2 separate regions of the Mus musculus genome follow, and region 1 is linked to region 2. The links are chromatin loops, found by intact Hi-C in ENCODE. Cell type or tissue: gastrocnemius. All regions are shown on one strand. Links, peaks and the distances in the headings refer to the core of each region. The heading gives the core; the rest is flanking DNA. Region 1 overlaps Tcerg1l (transcription elongation regulator 1-like). Region 2 overlaps Jakmip3 (janus kinase and microtubule interacting protein 3).

Evidence for each region. A loop is a pair of places that touch in the nucleus more often than their neighbours do. Peaks named below come from ENCODE experiments on the same cell type or tissue, not always from the same donor. Only the 100,000 strongest peaks of a DNase experiment are listed, where the experiment ranks them.
Region 1: a loop joins it to region 2, with 10 times the contacts of the local background. A loop is called at or near these places in 2 of 42 quality-filtered maps.

The regions. Positions count from the first base shown.
Region 1 is chr7:138,244,257-138,253,777 of GRCm38, forward strand. Tcerg1l (transcription elongation regulator 1-like) reads right to left here. Exons shown (of 12, transcript NM_183289.3): 8 at 4,116-4,185. Among named protein-coding and RNA genes, the nearest start is that of Gm51503, 24 kb to the left of the region's middle. In gastrocnemius, for the core only: a CTCF peak has its summit at 4,119; DNase peaks (open chromatin) are centred at 2,670, 4,150 and 4,549.
Region 2 is chr7:138,960,505-138,970,025 of GRCm38, forward strand. All of the region lies in intron 1 of Jakmip3 (janus kinase and microtubule interacting protein 3), which reads left to right. Among named protein-coding and RNA genes, the nearest start is that of Jakmip3, 25 kb to the left of the region's middle. In gastrocnemius, for the core only: no CTCF peak of the experiment used is centred there; a DNase peak (open chromatin) is centred at 5,168.

The DNA of each region.
Region 1 (9,521 bases), core at 965-8,964, 720 kb before region 2:
GCATCGTGGCCTCTAATCATCAGGAACTGTATAAACACTTTCTATTATAAGTTACTGTGGTCACGGTGTTTTGTCACAGCATTTAGAAAATTAACTAAGAGACTGAGGTAGGACGAAGGGCTCAGCGTACACTGTGAGGACAGAGGCTCTGTATGCTGGCCTCCTTCTTACTGATAGGGAGACGCCCATTCTCTGATTGTGCAGAAAGCACCTCCCAAGAACTCCAGACAACACTCTCCAGGGATGGACTTAGCTTGAGGATTGTCCAGGGACTGGGAGCTTCAAAACCTCCCATCTTGGCCTGGCTGGCCCAGGATTGAAAGTTACCATTAAATTCTTGTGTTTGTCTTTTGGATGATGACATTCGTTTGTTTTGAATGGACTCCCCTTGCCCTAGGGTCATGTCCGGAATAAAAACCTACAAGAGGATGAATCATAGTCATACATTTCCTGGAAGAGAATCTCATGATCTTTGTAGGACCCATCTCTTCCTAAGTGGTCTGAAATTACTTTACACTCTAATTCTATCTGGGAAATCTTGGTCTCCGGGAGTCAATCAATAGTGGCAGATTTGGAGAAAGCAACAAGATACCGGTAGGCCACTTCTTACTCATTCTAGCATCTTAGGTCTTCAGATAGAGTTGTCCATGACATCAAAAGGTACCTATATTAGTCATTTTCCTTACAGCTGTGACAAAACACCCAACAAAATCAGGGGACGGAAGACTTGATCTTGACTCATAGCTTTGGGGCACGGTCCATCATGGCAGGGGACGCTTGATGGCAGAGGATGAGGCGCTCCTCACATCGTGTCTATAGTCGGGAGGTGAGCAGAGGTGAATGCTGGAGCTCCCTTGGCTTCCTCCATTCTAATCAGATCTGGGATCTCAGCCAGTGGGATGCTGCTGTCCATGTTCAGGGTGGATCTTACCCCTACAGTTAAACATTTCCGGACATGCCCTTGTGGATACATGCAAAGGTGCGTCTCCTAGGTAATTCTAAATCCTGCAAAGTTGATCATCAAGATTCACCACCAAAACACTCTACTTGATCTGACACTTTTATGGCAGGAGACAGTCAGCTTTGTACATCCAAAGCCACTAACTGCACCCCAAAATGTTAGAGGCAACATGACCTGTCATTTAGTCAACCTAGTGGAAGAAATCTATACCAGTGTGATGGAAATATCAAAACTATATCAAAGCCACAGTGCTAATGGTAACTAAAGGACAAAGTTCATCTATTCAGTGGGGACTGCTATTCCTGCCTGACAAAACCTGGCTTCTCAGGATGGGGTAAGCTGCCATTTATGCCAATGACAACTTCCCTATAATGTTTCATGGTTACTTCCATTTTGATTTCTAAACTAGATGACATCTTTTTGCTGAGTTCCCTCAAGTGATTCCATTTGAATTTGAAGTCAAGTCTCAACTCCCTAAAATAGATAGCACTCTCAAAGCAGGTCCAAACGGTAAAAAGACCCACTCCTCAGAAGGTAGGAAGTGGCAGGGCTGCCAAGCACCATACGTGAAGAGGACACACAGCAGTAAGTCAATTTTCTGGTCCTGGGGAAGATGGATGAGTTTGCATCAGGAACACATTCTACTAAATAGTAAATAACAAGCTTTCGGAAATGGCACTCACCAGGTAGTTTAAAATACTTTTGTGTTTTGAAAGCTTGTCATTGTGACATATTTCTCCTCCAAGGGAATTTTAGGAGAAGTATCATTTGCGCCTACATTATCGGCACAATCAATTTAATTCCATCTGTGTTTGAATGCCCCAAGTGGGTATCAGCTGTGCCAGAGCTCATCAAAAATGCAGGGGTGGAGAAGAATCTAGAATCACCACCATCATCATTTAGCCCCTGTTTCTATATATCATGACACATTGGGCCAGCAGTTACCCCTTGCAAGAGGGTTTTCAGTGCTCTTGAAAGTAGAAAAAAATGTTATTTATACTAAAGGGGCAGGTCAAGATTATATTCTGTAATATCAAATGCATATAGTGCCAAGATCTCTGAGGTGCCACTTGTAAAATGCAGTGGGGCATGAAGTGTCATGGGCACTGCAGAAAACTGTGTAGTAAGAAACTGCACCACGGTGGGGCTGCAGACACAACAGGGCTGCCTTCTACAAGGCACAGGCAGACAAACGAACCAGATCCTCTTTCAACACACACGGCAGGCCCACCCTCTGCACATACAGGGGAAGACTCAACTTCTGTGAACACAGGGTGGGTGGCCTACCCTCTGCACATCAAGGAACGCTTGCCTTTGCTTGTACAGAGCAAACCCACCTTCTGCAAACACAGGAGAGACCCAGCCTCTTTCTATACACCAGCTCAGAAATGAATGGTTTCCAGAGCTTCCTAGAATATGCTAGGTTCTCAGTCTGGCTGCTTCATGGCTACAGAACATTTTCCTGCCTGAGTTTGTTAGGCAGACACAGTCTCACCAAGGCAGCCCTGGTGAGGACCTGGTGGGCCTGAAGGCTCACCAGCATGTGACAGGCACCAGCCCCTCCCCTAGCTGCAGTGGATAGACATGTGCACAACTGCAGACATTGGAGCAGCTCCACAGGAAACATCTGTGCTTGCTTCAAAGTCAGTCTTTCATTCTGGAAGTCATTCAGATGATTAAAACCAGAATTAATGTGTTGATGTTATTTAAATGCCAACTGCTCAGAATCCGAGGCCAGTCCATGTCCCCTGCACCACGGGGAGCTTGTCTTGTGTTTCAAATGTAGGGTATGGGTACACAGACCAGCTGGAACAGCTTGGCTGACAACCATGGTGTGAGCATAGTAGCCCAAAAGCTGCCCTTCCTCCCAATTCCTAGAAGTCTTGAACCATCAAAGGCCCTGCATAAAAATCTCCTGTGGCCAAGTGGGTATTCTTGGACCCTCCTACAAAGTACAAGTGGCCTTTTAAGGGCAAGAGTTGAGGCAGTCAGAAAACAGAGGACTCCAAGATTTGGATGACAGGTTTGGTCCCAGGGTCACACAGAGACCTATCTCTGCTTCATGGAAGCTCACCCTTCACACATCCAGCGCCACCCCAGACTGGGATACAGCATGTAGAAGCCCAGGGATGAGAAAAACAGTGTTCGGACTTTTACCTGCATAATGGTTTTGTTTGCTTAAAATTTAGTGCATACTTCTGTAAAGCCCTGTGGGTTTCCTCTTGGTTCTGAACTCCCCTTGTTCTCCCTCCGATCTAACTGGTGCGTTCATTAGAAAGAGGAATCCACTCTAAGTTTCAGCTCTCTGGGAATGCTGGCCCAGCATCTATTTCCCACACCATTCCTTTGTTTACTGAAATATCTCAGGATGAAGGAGCAAAGAAGTGAAAATGGAAGCAAGATCTTATCCTTTGTTATGCCAAATGTCTGCGTCTTCTAAGGACAATTTTTGAGGAGGAAATGTTGCCAACATGCCTGACCAACACCTTTAACTTTTTGGTCCATAGCCTTCGAAGTACTGCTTGGCACTCCAGACTCAACCCCACTGTTCTCAGTCCACAAAGGTGCCTATCGCTCCATCCTTCCTCCCATCTGTCCTGTTCTGAGGACTCAAGATGCCTATATTGTTTAGAGTAGCCCCCTATATAAGATGTTAGGTATACAGAAGACAAACCAGTGGCCTTGTGAGAGACCATTAGAAGAGAAAGGACAAGTTTTCATCCCACCCTTGCAGCCAGGCAATGACAAGCAAACTTGATAGATTCCTCCGTGTCACTAAGTGTCATATGCGATTCTGCAGACAGGTCCAGAGTTTTACTTGCAGAGGAACGAACTTCTTAGACACGGGTTGAATTGGTTGCAAGCAAGACCCAGAGATGCAATGTCCAGCCAGAACTGCCTGCCTTGATTTAGTATCTTACAAAGCACAGGTCTGCCCTGAGCAGTGGGCCACATGGCCACTTCCACATGGCTCTGGAAGCTGAGCATGTGACCCTGAACTTCAGCAGAACAGGTGCCAAGAGATAATGAAGCTATATGCTTCCCAGTTAAACTATTTTTTTTTTTGCTCAGATTCAATGCAGTCAAAGTACTTTCTCTTCACAGCACCAAAGCATCAAGGGAAGACACAGTGGGAGAGAACAGTGCCACCTACCTGTTCCTCTTGGTTTTCACACTTTGGTCCTCACTGCCATCATCTGAGCTGGAACCATCACTGCTTTCAGCTGAAAGAAACATCACATTAACACAGCTGAAGGGTCAGCCTCGGTGCTCTGGAAGGCAGCAGGCAGCTGAGGCGCTCAAGCCAGCCCATCTGAAAACTGACTGGATTTCTCTTAGACACCTACATTCGTTGCATGAATTTGCTTTATTTGATGCATATTCCTCTCTAATGAGATGCACATTAGAAAAGATACCTGACTGTTGACGTCACAGAGGCCAGCCCCAGCCCCTGTGCCTCCAGACATCACCATCCCTTCAGATGGGCCTAATGAGTAAATAAGAGAAAAACCAACCACTGTTCCACCCTCAGGATCAGCCCTCCCCAAGCTGTACGAGCACCACCTGCCTCTCTGCCAGCTGGCTGCTGAAGTGCTAGCCTCTCCATATCGGTCTCCTGGTACCCAGAGCCTCCCTCCATCCATTGCAATTGTCACAGGCCCGTGCAGCATACCATATGATCTTCACTACAGACTGGGCCTCTGTTTCCAAAGCCTAAGTGTTTGGGCGCTGCATTACTGTTTACAAGCTGCATGGTACAGCCCTGGAAATACTGCATGACATGGCAGAATGGCAAACATGTATCGGTGCCCTAGGATTTCCTGTATCAAGAGCGCAAGAATGAGGGAGGGATGGTTCCAGAGCCTTGCCATTTCTGACCCATGGCACAGATTGGAACTTCAGTATAACAAGAAGTGGCCTAGATTGTTTCCTGCTTCTGTGTCTATACTCTCAAATCCACCATCTTTGTAAGCCAGTCATAATGTTGACAGCAGGGGTGGGCGGAAGTGGTGGAGTTGGCTTGGTAGATTTTGCCTCCAGGTTCCTACTCCTCTACCTGGATCTTATCCTCCCCTTTGCTGTATATTGCCGTGTCCTTCCTAGAAGGCCTAGTGTCCCTGCTCTTAACAAGTGTGAAAACCACAGGATAGTAATTTCAGTGTATGTTGTGCTCTCTCTCCCCACCGCCCCCTCTCTGCGTGTGTGTGTGTGTGTGTGTGTGTGGTAGAATTTTATGTAGTCAAGTCTGTCTTTGAACTCCTGATCTTCCTTCTTCCATTTCCCTATATTTTATTTTAAAATACTACACTTACCATTGGGTGCTGACCTGGAAACCTCATCTGTACTAGGATTAGGGTCCATAGTGCTGAGTTTGCTATGCATACGAGGGGGAAAGGTGATCAGTTTGTGAACCCTTGCATATGCAGTAATAAATAACGTGGCAACATAAGCCCATTGGTGCAATAATGTCACGTCATGGAAGCAATCAGCCACTTTCAGAAAGGATTTAAGACTCACTCCACAAGACAGGATTTGTTCTTGGCACCATTAATGGGGCCCAGAACCCTGGGTTACTTAGGTCCTAGGACTTAGGGGAAAACTAATTGGTATTATTCTCCCATTATTGTTATTCCCATAGAATAATGCATCTCTCCACCTTCACAGAGAAGCTTCCTTTTACAGTAAATGGCAATTAACACAGAGACCCACACTGGTCAAAATGCAAAGAATAACATTGCAGATCATTGAGCCTTAAATGGGACAGAATATTAAATACCCAAAGCCCTGCAATCATCATAGAAAGGTGCAGTGTGTGGAAAGGTTGTAAAGCCCAGAGGTGGTGGATCTCTACATGAAACTGTAGAAAATTCTAAAGAAAATGTGCCAATTGCTCATAAGGACTAACAGAGGGTGTGACGATATCCACAAGACCTGTACCAGATCAAGCCAGACAGAAAGCTATCATAGAGTGGGGAGGTCAGAAAGCCCTGCCCCCAGCTGAAGAACTATTGGCAACATTGTAAATAAACTGAATGCCACTAAATGTACATTTTAAAGTGGCTACCTGGTAAGCTGCATGCTACATATATTTTTTTCAGGATTAAAAAAAATCATCATCAAATTGTTTTATGGAAAAGATCAGAGCTCAAGAAAAATAGTGGAAAACATTATAGTCAAACACATTAATCCCTCAATTTACAGGAGTCCCTATAATTCAACGAGAAAGACACACGTGAATGTATTCCCAGAAACACAAAACAAATGGCCGACAGACCCCTGAGAATCACTCAAAATTAAAGAAATGCCAACTGAAATAAAGAATGGCTTACATTAAGTTCTGGTGATGTACAAGGCTGGCACAGAATACATCAGTGCGAGTATGCATTGATTGATCCCTTCAGAGGAAGATTTCACAATATTAGAAATTCAAGATGTATGTATATGATGATATACATTCCAATAATATGAAATTACACAATAGATGTTCTCGTGAAAATGTGGATATATAAACAAACACACATTAAGTTATAGAATTCATGAAATGACACTCATCAGCCAGCATAAAATCCCCTGTATCTCTGAAACAATGCTCTTTTGTGGGAGTGCAGGGGTCACTCTGGCAATTTCAGCATGCATCAGGAATAATCTGTGGTTGAAACTTACTAGGGAATCATAGAGTTCAATAGTGAGATCCTGGGTGTGATTTGCACCTGAGTTACAGGCAGTCACAACCTATAGAGGCAGAGGTGGTCACTCCTCCCTGTCATGCCAAGCAAGGTATGTCTATGAGAATAACAGTGGCACAGATGTTATAGGAACAACTAACTACTTTCTGGTTGAATTTAAGGTCTCCACAGGAGGGAACCCATGTTTGGTACTATCATCCAGGAAGAAATGCCTGAGACTTCAGCAAATACAAACCTCAGAGGGGAGGCTTCTGCTATTGTTATGCTAAATAGACGTGATCTGTCCGTTAAATTCTTCCAAACATTTTGCTTATGCATGCAGATTCTGCTGTTTCCAGCTTAGAGTCAAATGGGGCCTTATTTTGACAGTGGGCAGCAGTTATTGCAGAGGTTTCATTTTCTCTCTCTCTCTCTCTCTCTCTCTCTCTGTGTGTGTGTGTGCGCGCGCGCACACGTGTGTGTGTGTGTGTGTGTGTGTGTGTGTGTGTGTGTGTCTGTGTCTGTGTCTGTGTCTGTGTCTCTGCCTCTGTCTCTCTTTCTGTGTGTGTGTGTGTGTGTGTGTGTGTGTGTGTGTGTGTGTAATCCCTCTCCAAGGCTTCAGGGATATCAAGGAACATGATAAAAGACGGTGTAGAAAAAATTAAAGAGTTAGAAGGGAGTAGTTTCCTACACACTGGCCACTCCCACCACTATCATGAAGCAGAGTAGCTGTGAGCATGCTCATGAGCCAGCCTCAGTCTATTCAAATTCTCCTGTGGAGGGAAAGCCTTATAAGGCTCATGGGACCCTCAGCAGACCTTTATAAGATCTTCATGGGGTCATTCCTTTATGAGATCAAATAAGAGATAAACAATTAACTGGAGTAGGACTTTCATCAGTGTACCTGCCCTTAAGTGGCCCAGAGGACTGGCTGCTGGTCTGGTTGCCTTTTGAGTTAACCATGTAAGTTAACCAACCACAGTAAATGCATTGCCTCACAAGCTGGCTTGGACAGTCTTCTTTTGTCTGACGGCACCTTATCTGATACAAGTACATTTTCTTTATGGCTCTCCAGGAAAAGTCAGGGTTCTTTAGTAACAGAGGCCATCATGGAATTAGATGACTACCAGCAGAGTGGAAAACTAGCTTTCAGCATAGACAAAGCCACGGAGGACACAGTCATACTAAGTCCACTGCACAGCAGCTCCATCTGCACGTCCTCTGCAGGTCCAGTCAGACACCCACAGGTACTGGCACTGTCTTCTCCGTACTCCTAGGGCACATTTGAATTATGGGCTCAACGCAATGGCAAAGAAGCTCATGCTAAGAAAGAGCATGGGCTGAGTGGGGACTGAGACTGAAGCCTGCTCACCCAGGAGACGGATTCTACGGAATGCTTTGTTTGGTTGACCTACGTTCCCTGCTGGAACTTGTGGAGGAAACTCAGCATTCTTGAAAGATCTTTGAAGACACAGCTCCAAGATCATTGCCAAAGGTTTCAGTAAGTGTGTGCTATCCCTATATCCTATATCACCACACTGAACCTTCTAGGCTTCCTCTTCTTAGCCCAGAAATGGGTGGCTGGTCTTGCAAATTGGTCCGCTCCTCTTACTTCAGGGCCTACAACATACCATATGCTTGTACCCCATTGGTGAGGTCAATGCCATCAGCTTTATCTTAGGGTAGACCAAAGCCCCTGACCTGGATCTTCATTATGCTCGGATTCTACAGCCTTAGAAGACACACAGCTTCCTGATTGGCCTGTTCTCAGTATTTGAGGCAGTACCAAGTGTCAAACCTGGGCTTGATTAGCTCCAACTTTTAAAAACTTAATGGTTTAGAGAAGAACTAAGTTCCCGTCTTCCCTCCTTCTCTCTTATGCTAAGTGAGAAATGGGTAGAAGTTTGGCTTTGGGAAAGCATGCTAATGAGGGTTGTACAGTTCCATATAATGGGCAGGGGCTGAAGGGAACAACAGAAGGTCACACAGCTTCCTTCTTGTATTGAGGAAGAGGGCTAACACTGGCTTACCCCTCAGCTGCACATTAGCCTTTCCTGATGGATGGAGGCCAAATGCAGCTGTGACGAAAGTGCTATGACAGCATCCTAAGGCCACCCACTCTGGGGTCAGGTCCTCCTGACTTGACTTGTTCCTTTCATAGCTAGTGACTCCTATCAAGCTCTACCTACATTCTTCTGTCCTCTGTCACCTGCTAAAGTCCATGTGGGACTCCCCCAAGAGACCATGGCTTTCTCCCCATGCTTAGGTGGTGTCATGTAGATTGACCAATATAGCCATTGGAACTGACCTTAGAAAACAAGGTCCTGTTGCCTTTGTTGTAAAACTATCGGGCAGAGGCCTGGATGATTGGAAGGTACACCAGGCTCAGCTCATGTGTAAGCATCAGGCCCTCAGACACAGCTAAGCATAACGTCTCCCACATCTACCCGATTCTTCTTGGGCTAATGAAACACATCCTTGTTATTTGGGGAGGGTTCCAGCATGTGCCTTTCAGTGGCCACCTGGTCCCTTTGTGATGTGGAGTCCCAGTACACACTGTCTTGGCCACACAATGCCTAGGAAGTAGCCCCTTCACCAGCTGCAGCTGTGTTTACCCTCAGGATGATTTTTATCCTACTTAGTGAAATGCATGTCACTGTGAATCCACATTTGTCCTGAATATAAATGACTAAAATATTTGCACAGCAATTGAAGCTGAGTGAGCTCTTGCTTGTCTTTATTACCAGGTAGGGAACAAGATATTGTTAGCCAAGGCTACCTGTACCCGAATTCTCTCTCCTGTGCGGCCCGATCAGGTAGCTTTTCTTCAGCCTCAGGTCAGACCCACCAGCTTTTAAGTCCTAATCCCATATCCGTTAGACCTGTGAACTGAG
Region 2 (9,521 bases), core at 772-8,771:
GAGGTTCCTGAGTTCAATTCCCAGCAACCACGTGGTGGCTCACAACCATCCATCATGAGATCTGACTCCTTCTTCTGGAGTGTCTGAAGACATCTACAGTGTACTTACATATAATCAATCAATCAATCAATCAATCAATAAATAAATAAATATTTTTAAAAAAGAAAATGTGTATTTTAGGTTCAGACTCCCAGTTGTGATTCACTGGCCACCCCTTCCATGCTTGTGTTATCCATTCCTCAGCACAACTCCCAAGGTTTAGAGGGCCTTCAGGGCTGAGCATGGCAGAGGACCGTTGCTGGGCAACCACATCCTTATGCTCTGGGACTGTTGGGTGGTCCTGATTTGTGTAACCCTGGACAGTCAGTCACAGTGATGACAAAGTAGTCAACTACACACCCATACTGGAACCTTCTTTGGGTTTTGCTGGTGTGAATCCTAAACTTTGCTTCTTCTCTGGGAGATCCCATGCCAGCCCCTCTGTTGCCAGTGCCCAGTGGGCATGGTGGTGACATCACTATGGTGCAATTGGTGGCACTGGCCGCCACTGGCCTTTGTTCTCTAGCTGAGGATAATGTTGTTTGTTTGTGGATGTTAAGCTTTGCTGTGTTTCTGTGGATGTGGGAAGGGACTCTGACATGCCAGCATCCACCTATTTCTACGTAACGTATTTAACATTGTGACCGTGGCCACAGTGAGGAGACAACCCTGACCATGCGTGAAAGTGGAGGTCAGGACTGGACCTACTACTCCTGTCTTCCAAATTCCACCTCCACAATGACAGCTGATATTGAGCCAGCTGAGGATGCCCCAGCCTCAAGTCCCACACTGAAGCCATTGCAGGGTTCCCAAGTGCCCTCAGGAGAATCTGGCAGCTGTTAGTTTGCAAGTTCCATAGACTGTTGCAGAGGCCCTATCCACTCACAGTGGAGGTGGGGGACAGAGTGGTGGCCTGAGCTAACCAGACTGCAAGCCACCCACCACTGTCATCAGCTGCAGTGACTCTCGGTAGCCGGGCAGCTAGAGAAAAGGCTTATTTGAACCCTGAGGGATGCTGGGAGGTTACCCATGTCTTAACCTCTTGGGGTCAGAGTACAGATGCTACTTTATAAAGTCAATAGAATTGCTGAACCCCTGCTACGCGCTCCTTCACCAGCTCTTATGATGCTGAGCTTAAATGCCACTGAATTTGGCTCTACCCCAGGGTTCCAGGAGGGAGGGAAGGAAGTGGAGAAACAGATAAGGAAGAGAGAAAGGGAGGGGCCAGTTTAGGCCTCAGAAATAGGAACCCTGGACTAAAAACTCAAGAGCCACAGGTGCAGCTGCTGGGGCCAGTGGCACGTCTCCTTTTCCATCCCAAGTGTATTTTCTTACCATTCATAGGCAGGAGTGAGAGGCAAGCTCTACTGTAAGAAGCTGCAATTTAGACCCTGCTCAGTGCTCAAGCCTACCCCCACCAGCTACCTGATGTGAGATCGGATTAAAAACTCTCACTAAGCCCCAAGAAAAACTTACCTGTCACCACCAGTTCTGTGCAGAAGCATTTTAGGGAGACCATGAAGTGCCAGGCCTTTCCTTCCTCACTCACACTTGAGGCTTGGCTTGAAACTTTCCAGTGTGGAGGCAATGGTGAGATGCGTCTGGGTGGTACCCTAGTCAGGAGAGATAGTGAGCATGCAGAAAACAACATAAAGGCTCTAATATATATAAAGAAAAGAGTTCCAAAAATGGCAGCATCCATTCATGATGACAAAACACAAACATTTAGCAAATTCAGAATGCAGATGAGCTCTTGAACCCGATGAAAGGAACCCAGTGGCTCCTGCAGCCAACATGGGAGACCACTGGGAATTTCTCAAGACAGAACAGTAAGAGGCTCTCTTACTGTTCTCAACTATTATTGGCACTTCTCTAAGGTGACACAACCCTTACCAACATAGGTAGGAAAATCAAAAGTAGAATTGGGAGGGAAAAAATAGTTATCATCCCTATGTGATATCATCTATGCAGAAGACATGAGTATGGACCAAACTTTCAGAGCTTCTTATTGGCTTATTAACTTCTAGTCCAAGGTCAATATTACAAGGATCACTGGCATTTTAGTGAAGGTTCTCTAGAATAGCAGAGACAACGGAATATATGTATATGATGTATATGTATAGAGTTTATTAAATCTGCTTTAAAATCATCATCATAATAATAACAGCTAAATCACACCCAAGCTGCTGAGAAGCCTGGAGGCCGGATGCCTCAACAGCCACACAATAGCTGCCTCTCACTGGGGCAACAACCATTAGACACTCAGTCGACAAGGCAGGTTCCTTAGTTGCAGTCTGGTGCCAGGAGCCTGAAAGGTTCCTGAAGATCAGCAGACTCCTAATCCATGACAGAAGCTTGGACCTGCTGGCTTTGTACACAGGGAAGGACCTGGCGGCAGCAGCATGAGGGCAGATTCACTCAGGAGCAAGAGTGGGGCCAAGGTAGCAACAGGGTGGGTGACCCTTCTTTTGATACACCATTTTCAACTGGGCTGCTACAGAGGGGCCATCCACAATCAGGCTGAGGTTTCCCACCTCAATCCAGGCAATTGGGACAGTTCTTCAGGTCAGGATCCCTATTCGAATGATTCTAATTTTCACCATAAGTAGCAAGCTCACATTTAAACCAGCCACAATAGCTTGCATTATCTGCACCACCTTCTTGCTACTTATGGTGAGAAACAGTATATGTCTTCCATATGGTTCTCAAATGTTAGGCACCTGGTTACTTGCATCTGAAGTCAGGTGCAACCTTTTGGATAAAATTACATATATAACTTAACTAATATGCTGTTTAGTGTTAATTGTCAATTTGATAGAATCCCAGAATCACCCAGAGACTGGGCCTCTGGGCATGCATGTGGATAGTTTACACTCATTGAGGTGGGAAGATCTGCCCAGTGTGAGCAGTACTTGGGTGGAGATCCTGCACTGAATGAAGAGCAGAGAGGGAGCCATGCATTCATTGCTCTCTCTGCCGGATGGTGGATGCAACATGACTAAGTCCTGCCACCCTGACCCTTCATGACACTCTTGAATTGTGAGCCAGAATGGACCCTTTTCTCCCTTAAGTTGCTTTTGTCAGATTTTTAACCACAGCTACATGAAAAGAAACTAGGCAAGAAAAACAGCATGTGTGTGTATGTGTGTGTGTGTGTGTGTGTGTGTGTGTGTGTGTGTGTGTGTGTTGCTAGGGATCAAACCAAGGGCCTTGTGCAATCTAGATAGGCACTCTACCACCAAATCACATCCCAATACAACTTTACCGAAAGACATTTAAAAACCTCCAGGTGGAAGGCGAGTGATACTATGATGACGTACAAGAAGACGATGTTGGTTTCTTTCCAGTGACTCTTTAACCTCTGGACAGTCCCAAAGTCCAAACAGGACTTCACTGAATGTGGCAAGTTGGCTCAGAGATGTTATGTCTGAATAAGAAGGCAGACGATATGAGCTTTCCAGACTCCAGGCCCTTGTCCAGCATTAGAGAGGTAATGCTGGTGGCTGTGCCAGTAACAGAGGCCAGCATGCTATGAGGTGGCTACAGCCAAGTGAGAATCACCAGGCTAGCAGACATAGGAAGACCACAGGTGGAAATCAAAACTAAAAATCCTTCCGAAGAATTTCTAGAGAACAGGCCATGGAGGTACAGGATTTTAATCCCAGCACTAGGGAGGCAGAGACAGGTAGAGCTCTGTGAGTTCAAGGCCAGCCTGGTCTACAAAAAAACAACCTCCTTAAAAGACCTTTTACTTTACAAAGTAAAGCTTTCTTAAGCAGTAAATATAATAAACATAATAAAACATAGAAGAAAAGGTGAACAAAATGATTAAGGTCCCTGTAGAGAGAAAGCAATCTAAAAACTGAGAGAGAAAAACTAATGACAATTTTACCACCAAGAGTTAATAGCCAAGGAAGCCTCGTTTAAGGACAATTACTCCCACAGAGACAGAGGATGAAGGAAGGACCCCGTGAGCCATGTGCACAGAGGCCTGAGCAGCCAGTAAGCACAGCTAACATGGCTCTCGCTGGTCATTAGGGAAAGCGAGTCATAACGAGTCAGTGCGGCCAGTGTGGAGAATGGCCAGGCACAGCGAGGAGGCAGTTTACCACAACTGGCCACCACTTTGGAGACTTCTGTGTTTAGCAAAGCCAAGATTCCTTTTCCCCTTTGCCAGCCACCCCTCCCTCCAACCTGCGTACCTGCTTCAAAGACACCTGAGCAGGTGTGTGTGAGATCCATACCAGAGTTTCATGGTAGCATCACTTATAAAAATACAAAAATGGAAACTGCCCAACTCCTTATCAGTAGAGAGGAGGTGGAAAATTCAGTGATATGATTTTGTTTTTATATCTGTGGGAATACAGTGGAGACAAATGAAGATCTACACACCCCAGTGTGGATAAAGGTCGAGAGCACTATGCCGGACGAGAGGCTCAACAGAGTATGACATCTCTTATGCTGTGTTCCACAACACATGAAGAATCAATATCAGGACGGTCATGAATATAGATTTGTGAAGTAAAAGTACAAAGCCACCCGTGGGAGAGTGGAAGTAGGTCACACGAGCAAGTGCTGTGTGAGGTGTGAGCAGGGATGGGACACAGGAGCCCACTAGAGGGGCAGTGAGGTTCAGGAGAGGCAGGGGCCAGGAGTCCACTCAGCCTTAGTGGGTAGGGAAACAGAAAGAAGAGTGGACTTGCGGGGAGGACAGGTCATCTGGACTTTATGGGTCTGAGACACACCTGAAAGGCCAGGGGGAGGATGTACGGAGCTGGGTTGTCAGTGGTGAGGCAGCTGGTGACTGGGTGTGGGAATCACTGAGGAACCAAGTTCTGAGGAGAACAGGTGACAGTGACCCCTAGAGGGAAGGGAGGATGAGGGAAGCCTGGCAGAGGTTAGTCTAGGACTGATGGGTGACCAGAGAGATGACACAAGATCCCCTGGGGATCACATTTGCCCAGGTGCTGTGACCTGAGTGACTGTAATTTGAAGTGCCAGTCCTGAGATTGCAGCCTCAGGGCCCACTTCTGTTAGCCTGTTGAGACCATTTTGGGGGCTTGGCCACTCTGGGGGGCTGGGGCATCCTGAGGGCTGGGGTATTCTGGGGACTGGGCCACCCTGGGGGCTGGGCCATTCTGGGGGCTTGGACACCCTGGGGACTTGGCCACCCTGGGGACTGGGGCATCCTGGGGGCTGGGCTACTTTGGGGTTGAGCCATCCTGGGGGCTGAGCAGCTGGAAAGACTTCTGCAGGAGGTCCAGAAAGGATTGCTGGGGTTTTTTGTTTATTTATTTGTTTGTTTTTCTTATTTACTCCTTTATTTTCCAAAATCTTTACCCTGAGTAGATTTATTTATTTTTTTAAATTATGTGTGTGTCCGTGTACATGAGAGTAATTGTAAGCTGCCCAGCATGGGTACTGGAAACGGAAAACAGGTTCTCTGCAATCAGAGATTGCTGAGCCATCTCCTTAGCCCCTAAAGAATTTTTTTTAAAGTTAGGGTCTCACTGTTTCACCCTGGCTGTCCCAGACCTTACTTTGTAGTCCAGGTTGACTTCAGACTCATAGCCATCCAACTGCTTTTGCCTCCTCTTTGAGCAATGAGTATATTTTATTTTTATAGATAGGAAATATATATTCTTTAAACCAGCTAGCTTCTACTGATGGGTTATGCCTTAGTGTGGCAGACTCTGTGCCTTCTACTCCCGCTTAGCCTGGGGACTCCAGAAGGATGCTGTCGGTTTTTGAGGCCCAGGTAAGGACAGCCTTTGAGGAACATATTTGCCGAAGTAACAAATGAATACATCTACTTAACACATTTGCATCATATGTTTGTTATAAAGTAAGAACAGACTTTTCTGACTAATAATACATATTCATTGTCTTAAAATGCATGTAATTCAGAAATACAGAATGCAGAATGTCAACTTATCCATCACTTAGAGGTAAAGCCTCTGAGTGCATGTGTGTTCAGACTTTTTAAAAATGTGGGTTCCAGGGATCAGACTCAGGTTTAGGGCTTATTCTGAGCTGTGTCCACAGCCCCTACTTTTTGTTTGTCTGTGAATGTTATGTGACTGATGTGAGGAGCTCGTGCAAAGGCACTCATGTACTCACGCAAGTGCACACACACACACACACACACACACACACACACACACACACACACACACTGTGCTTACTTTTTTCTTTCTCACCATCCTGGGACTTGAGCCTGAGGCCCACCGTGTGGTGGATATGTGGATACATGTAGAGGTCTTTTAAAAACTTAGGAGCAATAAAAGCTGTTTCTGCCTCACCTGCTGGCAGCACAGACATACGCACTTGTCGATGGTACCCTTTACACACTAATTTACACACTAGTGGTCACCTTTTGCTGTTGAGGTGGATTCTTTCTCCACTGTTGAACCTTGAGGTTGCTTCCAATTTCCTGCTCTTGTATTATTGGAAACACTGCTATAATCCTCTTCAAATGAGTCATATTTAGTTCTTAGAACACTGCACGGCTCAGGTTGTAACTGAGTGGATTGTAAAATCAAACAAATCCTGTGGATATTCTAATAGACGCCAGCCCCTGACAGGGAGGAAAGAGGCCACCCTCTAGGTGGGCGCTGGGACTCGGGGTGGTCCCACTCTGTTGATGTCCTAGCCATGATCCATCTTGTGCTACAGCACAGGGTGTGGTTGAGACCCGGACCTCAGTCTCCCCATCCCAATGGCACACTGGTTGGTTGTGAGGTTGAGGGCAGGTGGCTCGACCTAAGTTCCCTCAGCTGTGGAAGGGCAACAACAGCAATGGTCAGCTGTGGGGCCGCTGTGACTGGCGGGTGACATGGGACAACAAGGAGTGTGTGACAGCATCTGCTCAGAGCATTACTGTTGTGGCCACAAACTGGCCATTTGCTCCAACAGATGATAACCCCCAGACCCAGGCAGACAGCAGATATCAGGCCTCCTGCCTTTGTATGCTACAGTCTCATTATCAGTCTTCTCTGTGGAGTGTAACGCCTGCTGTTTTAGGGACATGACTTGCGGGCCTGACTACAAGAGGCTAGTGGGGGGAAACAATGGTACAGGCTAGGGCCCTGAGGGTGGGCCAGGACTGGTGGGAGCAAAGTGGGGATGCAGGGTCCTTGTTAGCTCTGCAGAGCCAGGCCTGGGTGCCCAGATTTAAACTGGATCTAGACTCAGCTACAGACACAGTTCTTTTCCTGGTGGTTAAATCCTGGCAGGGCAGCTAGGGTTACTTCAATTGTTTCTTCCCCAGTTCAACCCAACCAGATGGAGCTAGAGTGCCCTCCTGCTGTTGGGGGAACTCAGGAGGCCCCCCAGTTTCTAAGTATCTGTTTTTCAGGGCCAGCTGGCTTCCCAAGAGTCACTCAATGCTGAGCTCAAGGGCAGTCTTGCACTTTGGTTATTCAGTGCTCTACCTATGTGTCCTTCAGAGTGAAAATATCCTTCTTAGTGGGAACTTAGTATTATGCTAGTGACCTTACAGTGACATAAAATCCCTACGGGGATTCAGTATCCCAGAGGAAAAGAGGAGTGGAATGTATACAGTAGCAGCTTGTGACAGGGAACCGCTCCCCAGCTCTGCCCTCCACTCCTCACCCTCCTGTTTATGCGAGGACCTGTCTAGATCCTCGAGCCAGCATTCATCCCTTGGCTGTGCAGCTCAGAGCAGTCAGGATCCGCCGGGGCTGTACAGTGCCAGAGCCTCCCCAGTTGTAGTCATCCTGAACCCCGGGGCCTCCACATCCACTGAGTGAGCCCAGGGTACCAAGAGAAGCCTCTGCGTTCAGGGAGAGCCCCAGCCATGCTGGCTGCAGGGCTCCAGCTTAGAAACGGCTGAAGAAGTGGTTCCTCCCCCTGGATGTAGTCACAGTGTGGTAAATTCCATCTGAAAAATAAAAGCAGAGCTCTTTGCTGAGTCATAGGAGCTTCAGAGCTGATTCGCAGAAGCCGGGCAAACAGAGCAAGCCACAGCATCTAAATGAGAGCCGGGCACAGAGCAGAACCCAAGGCTTGAGAGTGTAAGTATGTGTTCCGAGTAAAGCAAAGGTTTTGTTATTTTTCCATCCAGGCTAGAGCTTGCCTCTCTAGGTTTATTCTGTTTGGATTCTCTGCTGTATTTAGAATGCATATATATATATGCTAAAAGTTAGCAGTGTGGCATTCCGAGTGTGCAGTGGACATGTAGAGGAGCATGCTCCAGGTCATAGGCACACTCATGTGTGCACTTGTGGGGTGGCTGGACCTGTTTCTCACATAGTGCTCCTTTAAAACATGGCTGTCTATTTGATTGACTGTGCAGGCAGAGCCTTGTTCCTGGCAGCTAGCATGGGTGGAGGATCTGGATGGCAACTTTGTTTGGTTCCATGATGACAAAAATCCCATGAACAGAGCCTCTGGAAACTCTGGGCACAGCCTGGGAGCCTCCACTGCCTTCCCTTTCCCCCATGAATGGGGTGATGCACTGGGCTTACCTCTTGTTCTCTTGAGTGATTTTGGCTTCAGTCCTCATCTTCTGCCTGCCCTCTGATTGGAGGGTTTCTAGGGGAAGCAGCAGCTTGTATCAAGAGATGTTCTTCTGTTATCCTAAAAAGGAGCCATCATCATTACAAGGTGCCTCAGTCTCTCCAGTTGCTCAGAGAAAACCCAGCGTTGACTGGGGCTGGCAGGGCCACAGCGGAAAGATTGCAGGTAACTGGCAATAACTAAGTTATCCTACTGATAACACGAGGCATCTGAGCAGCCGTGAACCTGCACACACCGGCTACTTTTACAGGCCATCACCTGTCATTTTGATGTTGGTTTGCTAATGGAGAAGATGTTGCAAACAGGTGGGTTGGAGACTCAAAACTTCCTGGATTGCAGCCTTTGAGTAGATGAGCACCAGCATGCTGCCCTCATCCCCTAGCTAACAGAGAGAGGCTGAGCATCAGGTGCCATGAGGAGCACAAACTGAATCCTCCATCTACACCCCAGCATCCAGCGCTGCTTGCCCTGCCTTGGAAGGATACTTTATCAAACGCTTGGCTAGATCAAAGGTGGCACCCTGCTTGCTCTGCACTGGGGTTCCTCTGGAAGACCCCAGGAGCTGCACCAGGACAGCTATACTGTGCGACAGCTTGAGAACTGTGTTCAAGGCTGTCTGTGTTGTCATTCTGCTGGTGTCTTAACATGGGTGACATGCGAGTCACGTCAGCAACACAGAGCTGGAGAGGCTAGCCTCGGAGGAGCTCAATTCTGTCTGGTGGTTCAGGCCAGCTTTGTAAGAAGGGGTTCACTCAAGGAGAAGGCTGAAGCACATGGCCCTAACCTCTGTTGATATGGGGTAACTTCTGCCTCAGCTGGGCAAATGGGATGTTTAACCCAATAAAAGAGAAATCCTGCCCAAGGTTATGTTTTTCCAAGGTTGTGAACTTATTATGATTCTCTTGGGGCTGGAGAGATGGCTCAGCGGTTAAGAGCACTGG